4 separate regions of the Homo sapiens genome follow, and regions 1, 3 and 4 are each linked to region 2. A link is a contact called in ENCODE Hi-C or POLR2A ChIA-PET data. All regions are on one chromosome and are shown on one strand. The core of a region is the stretch at or near the end of the contact, and the rest is flanking DNA. Distances in the headings are between cores, read along the strand shown.

Region 1 (2,860 bases), core at 169-2,668, 140 kb after region 2:
TCTATACTTCTCCCTGTACTGTCACTGCAACCAGCCCAGTCTAGGCTAGTGGATGGCTCCAAGTCCTCCTTCCTGGCCTCCCAGGATCCACCTGTGACATCTATAGGCCTTTCTCCACCCAGCAGCCAGGGTGAGCTCTGAAGGGCTCCAGTGTGGCTAGGTGGCTCCCCATGAACTCTAGGACAGTTAAGCTCTCTGTTCAGGAGTGGAAGCCCCAGGCACCCCTCCACCCGGCCATCTGGTTACCAGAGCCAAGCAACTTCCTGTGAAGTCAGCAGAGCAGGAACCTCTAGGTGTGGCAACCAGGCTCCCAAATAGGGCTGAACGGTACACGCCCAGCCAGGGGCAAACCTGAAGCCAGGACACTGGGCTTCCAGTCCCTGGCCCAGAACTTCCTCACAGGATATCCTATGTCCAACCCCCAAATTTTTCCCAAGACTGTGGGGCCCTGGATGGTTTAGAGAACAGAGGGTTCTGGAGGCCTGACGTTAAAGGAGCTGTAAGATATGCCCTGTGGCCGTTCCTTGGTCCTGCTCCATGCCCAAGGCCCTCTCCAAATCATGCTCCCTCAGGGATGCTGCAGGAGCCACAAATCCAAGTCTCAGCCCTGGGGCAGAACGCCCGGAAACCGGAGTGCCAGGGCTCCATGAAAAGGCAGCGAGAAGGGGTTTGTTCTGACGAGGCTGGGCCCGTCCCGAATCCTCGCCTTTCCTCCCCCTGCCCAGCACACTGGCCCGGGTACCCCAGAGATGAGGGTCGTCCATGCAGGACTGGTGATTGGACACGGTGATGAGGGGCGTGGCCGGGCCTCGCTTCTCGATGAGCTCGTACAGCACCTCCCTGTTGTGCACGGTCAGGTGGTTCATGTACTCTGGCGGGGAAGGAGAAGTCAGGCGCTCCGGGCTCGCCCGCTAGGTCGGGGCCGCGGCGTCCCCCACCCTAAGTCCCACCTCCGGCCGGGCATGGGTACCCGGGCGGGCCTGCCTCGGCCTGGGCCCACTCACTGGTCCAGAAGCAGCTGTAGGTGCCCACCAAGCCCATGACGACGCTGCTGGCCAGGGTCCAGGTGAGCGGCGGCACCGCGGGGAACGGCCACTTCACGTGCAGAGGCATCCCCACCCGGCCCGCGGCCGGCGCTCCCAGCGCCCCGGGCCGGCCTGTGGGGCGCCTCTAGGTCTGCGACCTCGACCGCTCGAGACACTGGCCCCTGACTGGCCCGCGCACGGACGGACGGGGGCGCGGCGCAACAGGGGACTGGACCGAGGTCCCTTCGCAGGTCAGGCCGGAGCAGCGCCCGGCCCCGCTCTCTCGTCACTGGGGAGCGGTCGCCGGGGTCACAGGCCGTGGGCGCGCTGCGGAACGGGAGGAAACGGGAAGGCGGGCGCTGGCACCCCGGCCCGGTGCAACCGCCGGAAAGCGAACCTGCGCCGGTGCCCAGCCCGACCGACTGTCGCAAAGCGCGCACGGGCCGCTTGACGGCAGCGAGGCCAGCCCCGGGGCGGCGGGAAGTGGCCGTCACCCCGTGGGGCTCCCGCTTCCTGGCAGCCTCCTGCGCTCGCCTTTTGTCTCTCTAGTGTTTCTGTTTTTTGTTTGACACAGGGTCCAGCCAGACCCAGGCTGGAGTGCAGTGATGGGATCATGGCTCACTGCAGCCTCGATCTCCCAGACTCAAGCGATTCTCCTGCCTCAGCCTCCCGAGTAGCTGGGACCACAGGCGCCCGCCATCACACTCTGATCCACCCGCCTCGGCCTCCCAAAGTGTTGGGATGACAGCCGTGAGCCACCCCGCCCAGCCACATATACAATTTGACATAGTTACAGTACTACATGATACTATGTGTATGTAGCAATGTATAATCTACTGTATGGCAAAATATACAATATATACAGCAATATATACAAACATATTGTGTATCATATGTAATACAAGAAACAGTATTTTATACCATCTGATACAGTCACAATGTCAGCTACTACCTCTAGTTCTGAAACATATTCATGACCCGGAAAGAAAGCCCCCTATGCATTAAGCAGCCAGTTTTTTATTTTTATTTTATATTTATTTATTTATTATTATTTTTTTAGGAGTCTCGCTCTGTCGCCAGACTGGAGTGCAGTGGCACAATCTCGGCTCACTGCAACCTCCGCCTCCCGGGTTCAAGCTATTCTCCTGCCTCAGCCTCCTGAGTAGCTGGGACTACAGGCGCAGGTCGCCACGCCCGGCTAATTTTTTTTTTTTTTTGTATTTTAGTAGAGATGGGGTTTCACCATGTTGCCCAGGTTGGTCTCGAACTCCTGAGCTCAGGCAGTCCACCCACCTCAGCCTCCCAAAGTGCTAGGATTACAGGCATGGGCCACCGCACCCGGCAGTTTTTTATTTTTATTTTTATTTATTTTTATTTTTGAGACAGAGTCTTGCTCTGTTGCCCAGGCTGGAGTGCAGTGACGAGATCTCAGCTCATTGCAACCTCTGCCTCCCAGGTTCAAGCGATTCTTCTGTCTCAGCCTCCTGAGTAGCTGGGATTACAGGCGCAAGCCACCACACCTGGCTAATTTTTGTATTTTTAGTAGAGGCTGGGTTTCTTCATGTTGGTCAAGCTGGTCTCGAACTCCCGGCCTCAGGTGATCTGTCTGCCTCTCCTCCCAAAGTGTGAGTCATCCTACCTGGCCTGTTTTTTATTTTTAAACCATAATTTATTGATTTTTTTTTTTGAGATGGAGTCTCGCACTGTCGCCCGGGCTGGAGTGCGAGTGCAGTGGTGTGATCTCGGCTCACTGCAAGCTCCGCCTTCCAGGCTCAAGCAATTCTCCTGCCTCAGCCTCCTGAGTAGCTGGGATTACAGGCGCCCACCACCACGCC
Region 2 (3,244 bases), core at 713-3,212:
GTGGCCAGGCATGGTGGTTCACACCTGTAATCCCAGCACTTTGGGAGGTCATGGCAAGTGGATCACTTGAGGTCAGGAATTCAAGACCAGCCTGGCCAACATGACAAAACCCTGTATTTACCAAAAATACAAAAAAAAAAAAAATAGCTGGGAGTGATGGTGCATGCCTGTAATCCCAGCTATTTGGGAAGCTGAGGCAGGAGAATCGCTCAAACCTGGGAGATGGAGGTTGCGGTGAGCCAAGATCGTGCCACTGCACTCCATTCTGGGCGACAGAGTGAGACTGGGTCTCAAAAAAAGAGGCCGGGCGCGGTGGCTCATGCCTGTAATCCCAGCACTTTGGGAGGCCGAGGCGGGCGGATGACAAGGTCAAGAGATCAAGACCATCCTGGCCAACATGATGAAACCCCATCTCTACTAAAAATACAAAAATTAGCTGGGCGTGGTGGTGCACAACTGTAGTCCCAGCGGCTGAGGCAGAAGAATCGCTTGAATCCAGGAGGCGGAAGTTGCAGTGGGTGGAGATCACACCACTGCACTCCAGCCTGGTGACAGAGCGAGATTCTGTCTCAAAAAAAAAAAAAAAAGAAAGAAAGAAAGAAAAAGAAATAAAATAATAATGGGAGAGGATTGCGAGGGATATAAACAAAATTAGTCAGAAGTTGATACCTTCAATTGTTGAAGTTGGTAGCTGTGAATGTAAGATTTACTATACTGGCCGAGCGCAGTGGCTCACACCTGTAATCCCAGCACTTTGGGAGTCTGAGGCAGGCAGATCACCTGAGGTCAGGAGTTCAAGACCAGACTGGCCAACATATAGTGAAACCCCGTCTCTACTAAAAATACAAAAATTAGCTGGGCGTAGTGGCGCACGCCTGCAGTCCCAGCTACCTGGGAAGCTGAGGCAGGAGAATCGCTTGAACCCAGGAGGAGGAGGTTAGAGTGAGCTGAGATCATGCCACTGCACTCCAGCCTGGGCGACAGAGCGAGACTCCATCTCTCAAAAACAAACAAACCAAAAAGATTTACTATACTCATTTTTCTACTTTCGTACATTTTTGAAATTTCCAATAATAAAATGCTCAAAGCACTGTCTCTGAGCTGGATTACTGCAATTACCTCTTACCACGCCACCCTTCTTTTACCCTTGCCCACTATGGTCTGTTCTCCCCACCACTGCTAGAACGATCAGTGTAAGACGTAATTCCGATCACATTCCTCCTCTACTGAGAACCCTACCATGGATCCCCGTTGCCTTCTGCGTAAAAGCCAATCTCCCTACAACGGCCTACAAGGCCCTGTACCATCGGGTTCCCCATCCCTTCCTCTCCAACTGTGCTCCCCTCCCTCACTCTGCTCCAGCTATAGTGACCTCCGTGCTATTCCTCTAATGTGCCAGGAGAGCCCATTCATTCTCAGATCACAGAAACAGTATGACGATAGGCAGATGTTGTCTTGCAAAACGAGCAAACAGGCATATGAAATCAGATACCTAGCTGCCAAACTATATGTGAGGCATTTCCGAAGAATTTAACGACCTCGATAGAGCGCAGTCAAGTTTGGTGAACAGAATATGTCTCTGAACTAGAGGAGTCCTCACACAAGGAGTAGGGTCAGACCCCGCAGTGGAGGAGGAGGGAGGAGTAGAAACAGTCCAGCTCGCCGCCCAAGTAACCTGGGTCCTGAATCGGCCCGCCTTGGCCAGTGCTCCAGAAGCGCGGAGCAGGAACGGGCTGGGGCCCAAAAAAGAGGGGGGAGCCTGAACGTCCGGGGGAAGTTTCGGAGGCGGCGGAACGCCCACGGATGGAACCCTGTCTTTGGGGAAAAGGACCACACCTGTCAGCAGAGTCCGTCAGACGTGAGAAGGGTGGGAGCGGCGGACTGTGAACGCTGGTAGGGCCCCGGCGCTCCGAGAAAGTCCCAGTTTCGCGGTCGCCCTTCCCTACCACGCTTCCGGCTTCCGGTGTCATAGCTGTGGGATCCGGAAGTAAAAACACAAGCCCCGCCCCCGAGAACTCGGGAAGCCGGCGAGAAGTGTGAGGCCGCGGTAGGGCCGCATCCCGCTCCGGAGAGAAGTCTGAGTCCGCCAGGCTCTGCAGGCCCGCGGAAGCTCGGTAATGATAAGCACGCCGGCCACTTTGCAGGGCGTCACCGCCTACACGCCCCCTCGTCTCTCGGACGGCGGCGTCTAGCCTCGGGGCGCTCGGCCGCCCCGCCCTCTCCGGGGGAGGAATCAAGAAGAGACTGCCCAATAGGGCCGGCTTGACCCGCGAACAGGCGAGGGTTCCCGGGGGAGTGGCGCGGCAGAAGGCCCCGCCCAGGAGCCGAGGGACAGCCCAGAGGAGGCGTGGCCACGCTGCCGGCGGAAGTGGAGCCCTCCGCGAGCGCGCGAGGCCGCCGGGGCAGGCGGGGAAACCGGACAGTAGGGGCGGGGCCGGGCCGGCGATGGGGATGCGGGAGCACTACGCGGAGCTGCACCCGTGCCCGCCGGAATTGGGGATGCAGAGCAGCGGCAGCGGGTATGGCAGGCAGCCGGCGGGCCGGCCTCCAGCGCAGGTGCCCGAGAGGCAGGGGCTGGCCTGGGATGCGCGCGCACCTGCCCTCGCCCCGCCCCGCCCGCACGAGGGGTGGTGGCCGAGGCCCCGCCCCGCACGCCTCGCCTGAGGCGGGTCCGCTCAGCCCAGGCGCCCGCCCCCGCCCCCGCCGATTAAATGGGCCGGCGGGGCTCAGCCCCCGGAAACGGTCGTACACTTCGGGGCTGCGAGCGCGGAGGGCGACGACGACGAAGCGCAGGTAACCGGCCGGGCGGGCGCCGCGCAGGCGGAGGAGCGTACTGTCCCGCGCTGCGCCGCGCGGCGGTAAAATACACGCTGTTTGTTGTGCTTGAGAACCGAGCAGAATCGAGAGGGTCTTAACCAATCCCTTTATACCCCGCACCTCCTCTCTTGAGCCCCTGAGACCCCGAGAGCGAAGGGGACTTGCCGACCGGGGTCACCCAGCTTGGCAAGGGGAGGGCTGGAGCTGAACTCCAGCATCTGCACCATCTCCCATGCTCCAGGTCATTGTGGAGTTCCCGCTACAGTCGGGAATGAGATGGTCCTGGGCACGCAGTTCCATGCCCCACAAGGATTTTACTCGGTTGTCCAGAATTGATGCTGTAGTCGGAATACACCAATGCTTTGAGTAATTTTGTAATGTACACCCTGAATGAAGGCTGCCTAGGAGAGAGTGGCTGGAGCCCAGA
Region 3 (2,915 bases), core at 115-2,614, 190 kb before region 2:
GAGAAAGAAAGGAGTCGAGAATTCCAGTGTCTTGGCCTGAGCAGCTGGAAGGATAGAGTTGCCATGTACTGAGATGTGAAAGCCCCAACTACCCCCATGGGCTCCATTCTGGGAAGATGTCTTGTGAACAGTCTGCATTTAATTGTTTTGAAAATTTGCTTTTGGAGTTATAGACTTTTCATTTCACTCCGACTTGTAAATGGGATGAAGGGAATGGCACTCAAATAATCACAGCACATGAGAGTGCGGAGATTGCCAAAATATAAGCGTAGACTGGGGTGGAGGGGCTTATGTGTGTGGTTTGCTTATTCATACCATAATTTATTCAACCTTTTGATAGATATTTAGTTTCTTTCTGATTTTTAGTTATTATGAAGAATGACATTAAGATACATTGCACATGTTTGAACATTTTTGCCAGGCTTATATACAAAGATGTCTCATTTAAAATTAGATATGGATATATAGTTTGGGGCCATTTCTGTTTCTTTTTCTGTGAAATACTGATTCATATATTTTGCCCATGTTTTTCTATTAATTAGGTCATTCATATTTATCTTAACGTCTCATAGAAGCTCTTTTTGTGCTTTGTTTATTACATACACATTTATGTGTAATTCAACATAGAAGATTAAAAGAAAACATAGGAAAATATTTTGATAATCTTGGAGTGGAGAAGGCTTCCAGATCGCATAATAGGAGGTTAGCCCCCACTTCAGTCAGACTGGATGTGCTCAAAGCATGCTGGGAAGCCTTGGCTGGGGTGGCTCCAGATCTGCTGTCTCTGTAGCTAAGGGCAAGCGTTAGAGTGGAAACAGCGATCAAAGTCAGTTTCCTTCCCTTGCAAAGCAGCCCCTCTGTTTACTTGTCTGTCTCCCTCCCTGAGCGCCTTGCTCAGCGCTGTCTCCCCAGGGCCTGCAGTGTGCTACATCAAAGTCGGGGTTCCTTCCCTTGTGGGTTGTGCCCAGTGCCTGAAAACACAGTGTCTTCCTGCCAAGTAGAGCCTTGTAAGAACGTCCCACTGACCTGCAAAGTGTGTGGGCGAAAACCTTCCCATCCTCCCTCTTAGGCCCTGGACTTCCCTCTGTTACAACATTAGCATTCTGCACAGTGATTATTTGTTTGACTTACTCATATTTGTAGCCTTTCACTGGAGAATTTCTATCCAAGTAATTCAGCCTATTTTGCCTTCTTTGCACATAAGAACGTCACCATGCTCTAGACCAAGCTAAAGCTTTGGCTATTACTTACTAAAAGGCAACAGCAGCAAAGTGACAGCTAGGCCCCCAAAGGGGAATGGCTGCTTTTCTGTCCCCTCCTTTTCTTTAGTTATTTCACCACTAAGTCATGACTTCCTGTTAGAGGCTTCCAGTTCTGGCAGTATTTGGTTCCTATTTCACAAGAAGCCAGTCTGTTACATTGTGGCTTTTAGTGCTAACAAGAAATCAGTGGTTTAGGGTCTTTGGCCAGGAGAACAGTGTAATTAGAAGTTAAACTGAGGTTTAAACAGTAATTTAACCCCACCCAAATTTTCACACCAAATGAGAATTCTAACATCACCTTGCCAAAAAAAAGGTACACTCTTCAAAGTGTTAGCCCCTAAAATGTTAGACTGATCAACATTGTAAGTAAATATAAGAGATGAAAGTTATTGTCAGATAATTACCTCCAGGACAGATAACTGACTCGGAAAGTCTTTAGATTTGAGATCTCTTGAGCTATGACCCTTATACCAAATTAGGTAAAGAGCTTACGGTACAAAAAAGAAAATTGTAGATCAATCTCACTTAACGCAGATATGAGAGACAAATTCTAGATATATGTTGTATTTAAATGTAAAGAAAACGAAATAATATAATTTCTAGAAGGGACAATGTTATTGAATCTCAATCTGATCGTGGGGTTGGGAAAACCTTTCTAAACATGATAGCAGAGGAAAAACCATAAAGGAGGAGAGAAGGATTTTTGCTACATGAAAATAAAACATATCTCTTTGCTCATTTATTTATTCAGTCGGTTCTCCAACAAATAATCTAGTGAGTGTCTCCTATATGCTGAACACTATTTTAGGTACTTCAAAAACAATACCAACTTATAAGGCAAATGACAAAATGCGAAAGTTTTTCACATCATACGAGGCAAGCAAAGAGTTCATATTCTTCACTTTTATGAGTAATCCTGATCAATGATTAGAAAAAGATCAGCATCACAATTGGAAAATGGGCAACATACATGAACAGCAGTTCACAGACAGTTCACAGCAGTTCACAAAGGGACGTGACACATAAAAAATAGCATACATTGAATTGCAAATGAGACTGGTTGGTGTTGTTGTATCTGAGTGTGCATATTGACATATTCTGGACCAGTGCTCACTGATTCATTCAGCAAACATTTTCTGAACCCTAACTTGCACATGTATTCTTGGGAGGAAAGAAAGGGCATTTGGGTCAACAGTGAAGAGGCCAAGAGTTTGTCTGGAACTGTAAGCAATAAAGAGTTCTTCCTTCTAGCAGATGTGCTTTGAGCCAAGCAAGTAATGAAACCAAGTTGAAATTGAGAGTGTTCTTTTCCTCTCCAAGTACCTGGGGATAAGTCAGCAGGCAGATGCCCTCTGGGGTCTTAACTTCTCCCACGCTGAGACAGGAGCTTAAGTAAACACTGGTGCCCTGTGGTCTCTGATGGAGCAGCTTCTATTGACTCAAGGTTATGTGCTGGCCGGGGGCTCGGAGGTGGTTTTGGCAACTTCCTCCAGCCAGAGGAGTACTTAGAACTGATGAACCACCCTGAAAAAATTCATTTGGGGCTGTAGCTGACTGCTGGGTTTCCCACTGACCCTGGGGTGCTGGGACCCTTTCTAGAACGGCTCACTCCTTCCCCTGTCATCTCTTTTCTTCCCTCTCACCCTTAGACTC
Region 4 (3,354 bases), core at 763-3,262, 200 kb before region 2:
ATCCAGGGCAAGAAAAGGCTCTGTGACAGGTCCAGGCCACTTGACCCTTATGACCATGTAGATTCAACAGGTACAGGACCTTTGACACACTGGGAGGCTACACGGAGCCTCTGGCAAGTCCCAGTAGGAGAAACACACAGCAAAGCCCTAGAGTTTTGAAGTAAACCATGCCCTCTACCACAAAAGAAGTATTTTCCTTTTGACCAACAGCTTCCAGCTTGCTCCTGGGCTGTGGCAAAGTCTGAATGCTTGACCATGGGGCACCAAAGAACCATGGAACTTCAGCTGCCACTGATAAATTTGGTGCTATTTCATCCTCTTTTGGAAGTGGAATATTTGAGACCAGACTCAAGCAGGTCTGGAAGGTACAGGAAAGTTGCTAGAGCAGGTGGCTCACATCTTTGTGGCCCCTGCTGCTGCATGATCACCATTCCCTGGACTTACACCCAGAATGTCGTAGGGAGTTCCTCATGACCAGGTCTATCGGTCAAGGTTTCAAAAGGAAGCAAACAGTAGACTCAAGGGGTTGAAATGAGGAAAGTATAATTAAGGGATTTTTTTTTTAACAGAGGTGTAAGCAAGACTTAGAGAATTAGCAATGCATAGTGGGGCTCTCAGGGACTGGCAACAGTTGATATGGCCACAGCCACTGCTAAGTGCTCAAGCTGCCCACAGGCAGAGACAAACAATGAACCCTTAATAACAGCATTCCCTGGGGGGACCAGACAGCCACCTGGACTGCCATCTGGAAGGGGCAGCAATTTTTTCTCACTTGAACAGGTACTAATTTTGTACATGGATTCGCTTTTTTAAAATTCACATTTCTGCTGGCACTCCTGCCCATTGACTTACTGAACCCATTATTCACACTGACATTATCTCACACAAGAAAATCATTATAAGCCAGTGTGCGCATGCTGATGGACTCCACTGGTGTTACCATGTTAGCTCATCACCCTGAAGCATCTGGCCTGATAGGATGGGAGGTTGGTCATTCTGTTGAAGATGCTAGCAAACGTCACATAGATGATACCCACAAAAAGCAGAGGGTGGTGCTTAAGTGGATGGGCTCTTGACACAGCTCTGGCTGCCTATGGATGATTTTCTCGTGTGGCTCTCGACAAGTGACACTGTCATCCTGTTTTTCATTTTAGTAACCTGCAAAATTGAGATAATAATAAGAGCCCTTTGACAGGGTGTTGTGTGGATTCAATGAGATAACGCCTGGAAAGTGCTTAGCACAATCGCTGGCATGGTGTTAGCTTGGCAGTAAGGAAGGTCACAAGTGTTAGGTGCTCATGATTGTTATTTTTACTTAGCGTGGTCAGCACACTAGTTGGCACAATCGACTTTAGATCCATCTTTTAAAACCTTCGAGTCAAAGAGATTGCAAACAGCACTACCTTTTGAGTTTGGGTCATTTGGGTTCATTAAGACATTTAGACCGTTTAGCCGGCAAAGCTTATCACTGAATACAACGATCTTTGGGGGAGGGACATAGAAAACACACTACTGTGCAAGCAATCAAGTGGAATAGGGAAGTCCAAGAGGAGTCTTGCTTTTGTTTCTCCGTGAACTATGCACATGGCAGATGCAGGTGGTACTTGGGTTTCAGCTCCAGGGTCCCTGAGACCCAGGGACCAGCCCGTTTGGCGTGGCGGATTGGGGATGGGGCATGAGGGCAACAGGTTCCAGGCTGTGCTCCCATTAGGTCGCAGGGCTCCTTCCGAGCGCTTTCTCGTGACCCTGGGTGAGAGTGGCAGGCGCCCTGCTGCGTAGGCTCCCCCCCCCACACCCCCCCCCCGGGCACAGCCGCTGGCGGAGCTGCAGTTGCTCGAAGGGGCTTCCCAGGCTTCGCTGCTTGCTTTTCCCGCCGTCTTGGGTTGCGGGCGGCGTCGGTTCCCTCCCCGGGGGCCGCGGCGGCCGGAGGCGGGGGTCGCAGCGGCCGCTCGGGGCGGCGCTGGGCGGGCGGGCGCTGGGCCCGCCCCGCCGGCATCCTTGGCCCGACTTCCTTCTGCCGCGGGCGGCTGGCCCAGCTGGAGGAAGCGGCGGCGGCGGCCACGATGAGTGCGGGCGACGCAGTGTGCACCGGCTGGCTCGTTAAGTCGCCCCCCGAGAGGAAGCTACAGCGCTACGTGAGTAGGGGCGCCGCCACCCGCCCGGCCTTCGCGTCCCGGGGCACCCGCCCGCGGGGCGGCCGCGGGGAGCCGCTGGGCTCCGGGCGCGCCAGGCGCAGCCGCTCCCAGCGCCCGGGACTGCGGGCGAGGCCGACGGACGGAAACCGAAATCGCACGTCGAGCCAGCTTCGCCGCTGTGCTAGGCAGCGGGCCGGAGACCAGGTGGCGCCTGCCCGCGGGGCTCAGGGACTCCAGACCGCCGCTGACTCTAGCGGAGGGAGGCGGGTTGGGGCTGAAACCTCAGGCGCCACTCTCCGTACAGGAGCGGCCAGGGAGACATCTCGAAAGCGTGCCCCTTTCTTTGGCTGGGGGTGGCTCTGAGACCCATCGCCCCGCGAAGGAGACGCGGCAGGGGATAGGGAGACTGACAGCCAGAGGGGAATTGCCTGCATTCCCCCTGGACCGTAAGGAGTAAGGAGTGCTGCTCTTGTAGCTGTCATCGGACACTGCTGTCTGGAACCCTACACAGTGTAACTCGTTTCTCATCGTGTAACTCCTTTCAGCTTCTTCTTAATGCTGACACCGCGCTTTTATAGTGCCAGCTGGACAACTGACTTTTACTAATATGAAATTAGGAATACTTGGAAGAGCGAATCTTCCTACCTATTCCATTACCGTTTTAAGATGTACTATCGACACCTCAAACGTTCATTATCTCCATCAGCGTCCTCACGATAAGGTCTTAAAAACATTCTGCTTAAAGACCTGATTGCTACTCAGTGTTTTTCAGCCATTAGGAAGAACCACTTCAGTCCCCAGGGAGTTGCATATAAATAGCTATTAGGACTTCTTGCTTTTTTTAGGCTGGGAGTAGCTGGATGGATTCATCTTGTTCTTAATTCCTAATTTCTCTGCAACTTCACTGCACGGTGGTAGGAACAAACTCGCGCATGTCTGCGCTCATCCAAAGCAGCCCACCCCAAATGTGGTTCAGCCTTGTGCTCTTGTCTATACAGTGCTCTCAAACTGCTGTCCTCTTCTGGCCAAATTTCACAACTGTTTTTGTTCCCACATAGATGAGGCACATATTGTGTGGAAGTTCAAGAGGTGGGATTATAAAAAGACTTTAATAATGTATGAATACTTCCAGAATGTGTGGCAGGAGATTTTCCTGAACATAGAGTTGCTCAAGCCCTCTTTCCCCATTCACATCGGGCTAGACAGTGTGTGTTTCTCT

What was found. A loop is a pair of places that touch in the nucleus more often than their neighbours do. ChIA-PET counts read pairs that join two places held with the same protein, here RNA polymerase II (POLR2A). Pooled maps may share reads with other maps.
Region 1: a loop to region 2 is called in a pooled map, with 10 times the contacts of the local background. The contact joins the promoter of TAFAZZIN here to the promoter of IKBKG in region 2. A Hi-C loop is called at or near these places in 17 of 168 maps with a recorded cell type or tissue (CD4-positive, alpha-beta T cell, CD8-positive, alpha-beta T cell, IMR-90 and 14 more), 6 of 37 single-sample maps with no recorded cell type and 24 of 50 pooled maps. POLR2A ChIA-PET finds 5 or more read pairs at or near these places in 13 of 52 experiments (CD8-positive, alpha-beta memory T cell, IMR-90, MCF 10A and 8 more).
Region 3: a loop to region 2 is called in a pooled map, with 2.9 times the contacts of the local background. The contact joins the enhancer-like site here to the promoter of IKBKG in region 2. A Hi-C loop is called at or near these places in 1 of 168 maps with a recorded cell type or tissue (A673) and 6 of 50 pooled maps. POLR2A ChIA-PET finds 5 or more read pairs at or near these places in 3 of 52 experiments (GM12878, activated CD4-positive, alpha-beta memory T cell and activated T-cell).
Region 4: a map of A673 shows a loop between it and region 2 (3-fold over the local background). The contact joins the promoter of GAB3 here to the promoter of IKBKG in region 2. A Hi-C loop is called at or near these places in 2 of 168 maps with a recorded cell type or tissue (A673 and gastrocnemius medialis), 1 of 37 single-sample maps with no recorded cell type and 16 of 50 pooled maps. POLR2A ChIA-PET finds 5 or more read pairs at or near these places in 8 of 52 experiments (A673, CD4-positive, alpha-beta memory T cell, CD8-positive, alpha-beta T cell and 5 more).

The regions. Positions count from the first base shown.
Region 1 is chrX:154,410,097-154,412,956 of GRCh38, reverse strand. It overlaps TAFAZZIN (tafazzin, phospholipid-lysophospholipid transacylase), which reads right to left and starts at 1,418. Exons shown (of 11, transcript NM_000116.5): 1 at 1,005-1,418; 2 at 743-871. The coding sequence starts at 1,113. It also overlaps a transcript of DNASE1L1 not described here. RefSeq lists a silencer at 892-1,431.
Region 2 is chrX:154,546,338-154,549,581 of GRCh38, reverse strand. IKBKG (inhibitor of nuclear factor kappa B kinase regulatory subunit gamma) reads right to left here and starts at 1,962. Exons shown (of 10, transcript NM_001099857.5): 1 at 1,837-1,962. It overlaps G6PD (glucose-6-phosphate dehydrogenase), which reads left to right and starts at 2,736. Exons shown (of 13, transcript NM_001360016.2): 1 at 2,736-2,793. RefSeq lists enhancers at 1,575-1,854, 3,157-3,244 and a silencer at 2,295-2,854.
Region 3 is chrX:154,732,645-154,735,559 of GRCh38, reverse strand. The region is part of intron 1 of GAB3 (GRB2 associated binding protein 3); the gene reads left to right. Among named protein-coding and RNA genes, the nearest start is that of GAB3, 17 kb to the left of the region's middle. Within about 2 kb of position 1,364, at least 29 of the 41 ENCODE cell types and tissues checked have a DNase peak (open chromatin) inside an H3K27ac peak, as active enhancers do.
Region 4 is chrX:154,749,735-154,753,088 of GRCh38, reverse strand. It overlaps GAB3 (GRB2 associated binding protein 3), which reads left to right and starts at 2,012. Exons shown (of 10, transcript NM_001081573.3): 1 at 2,012-2,135. The coding sequence starts at 2,064. RefSeq lists silencers at 2,057-2,136, 2,307-2,366.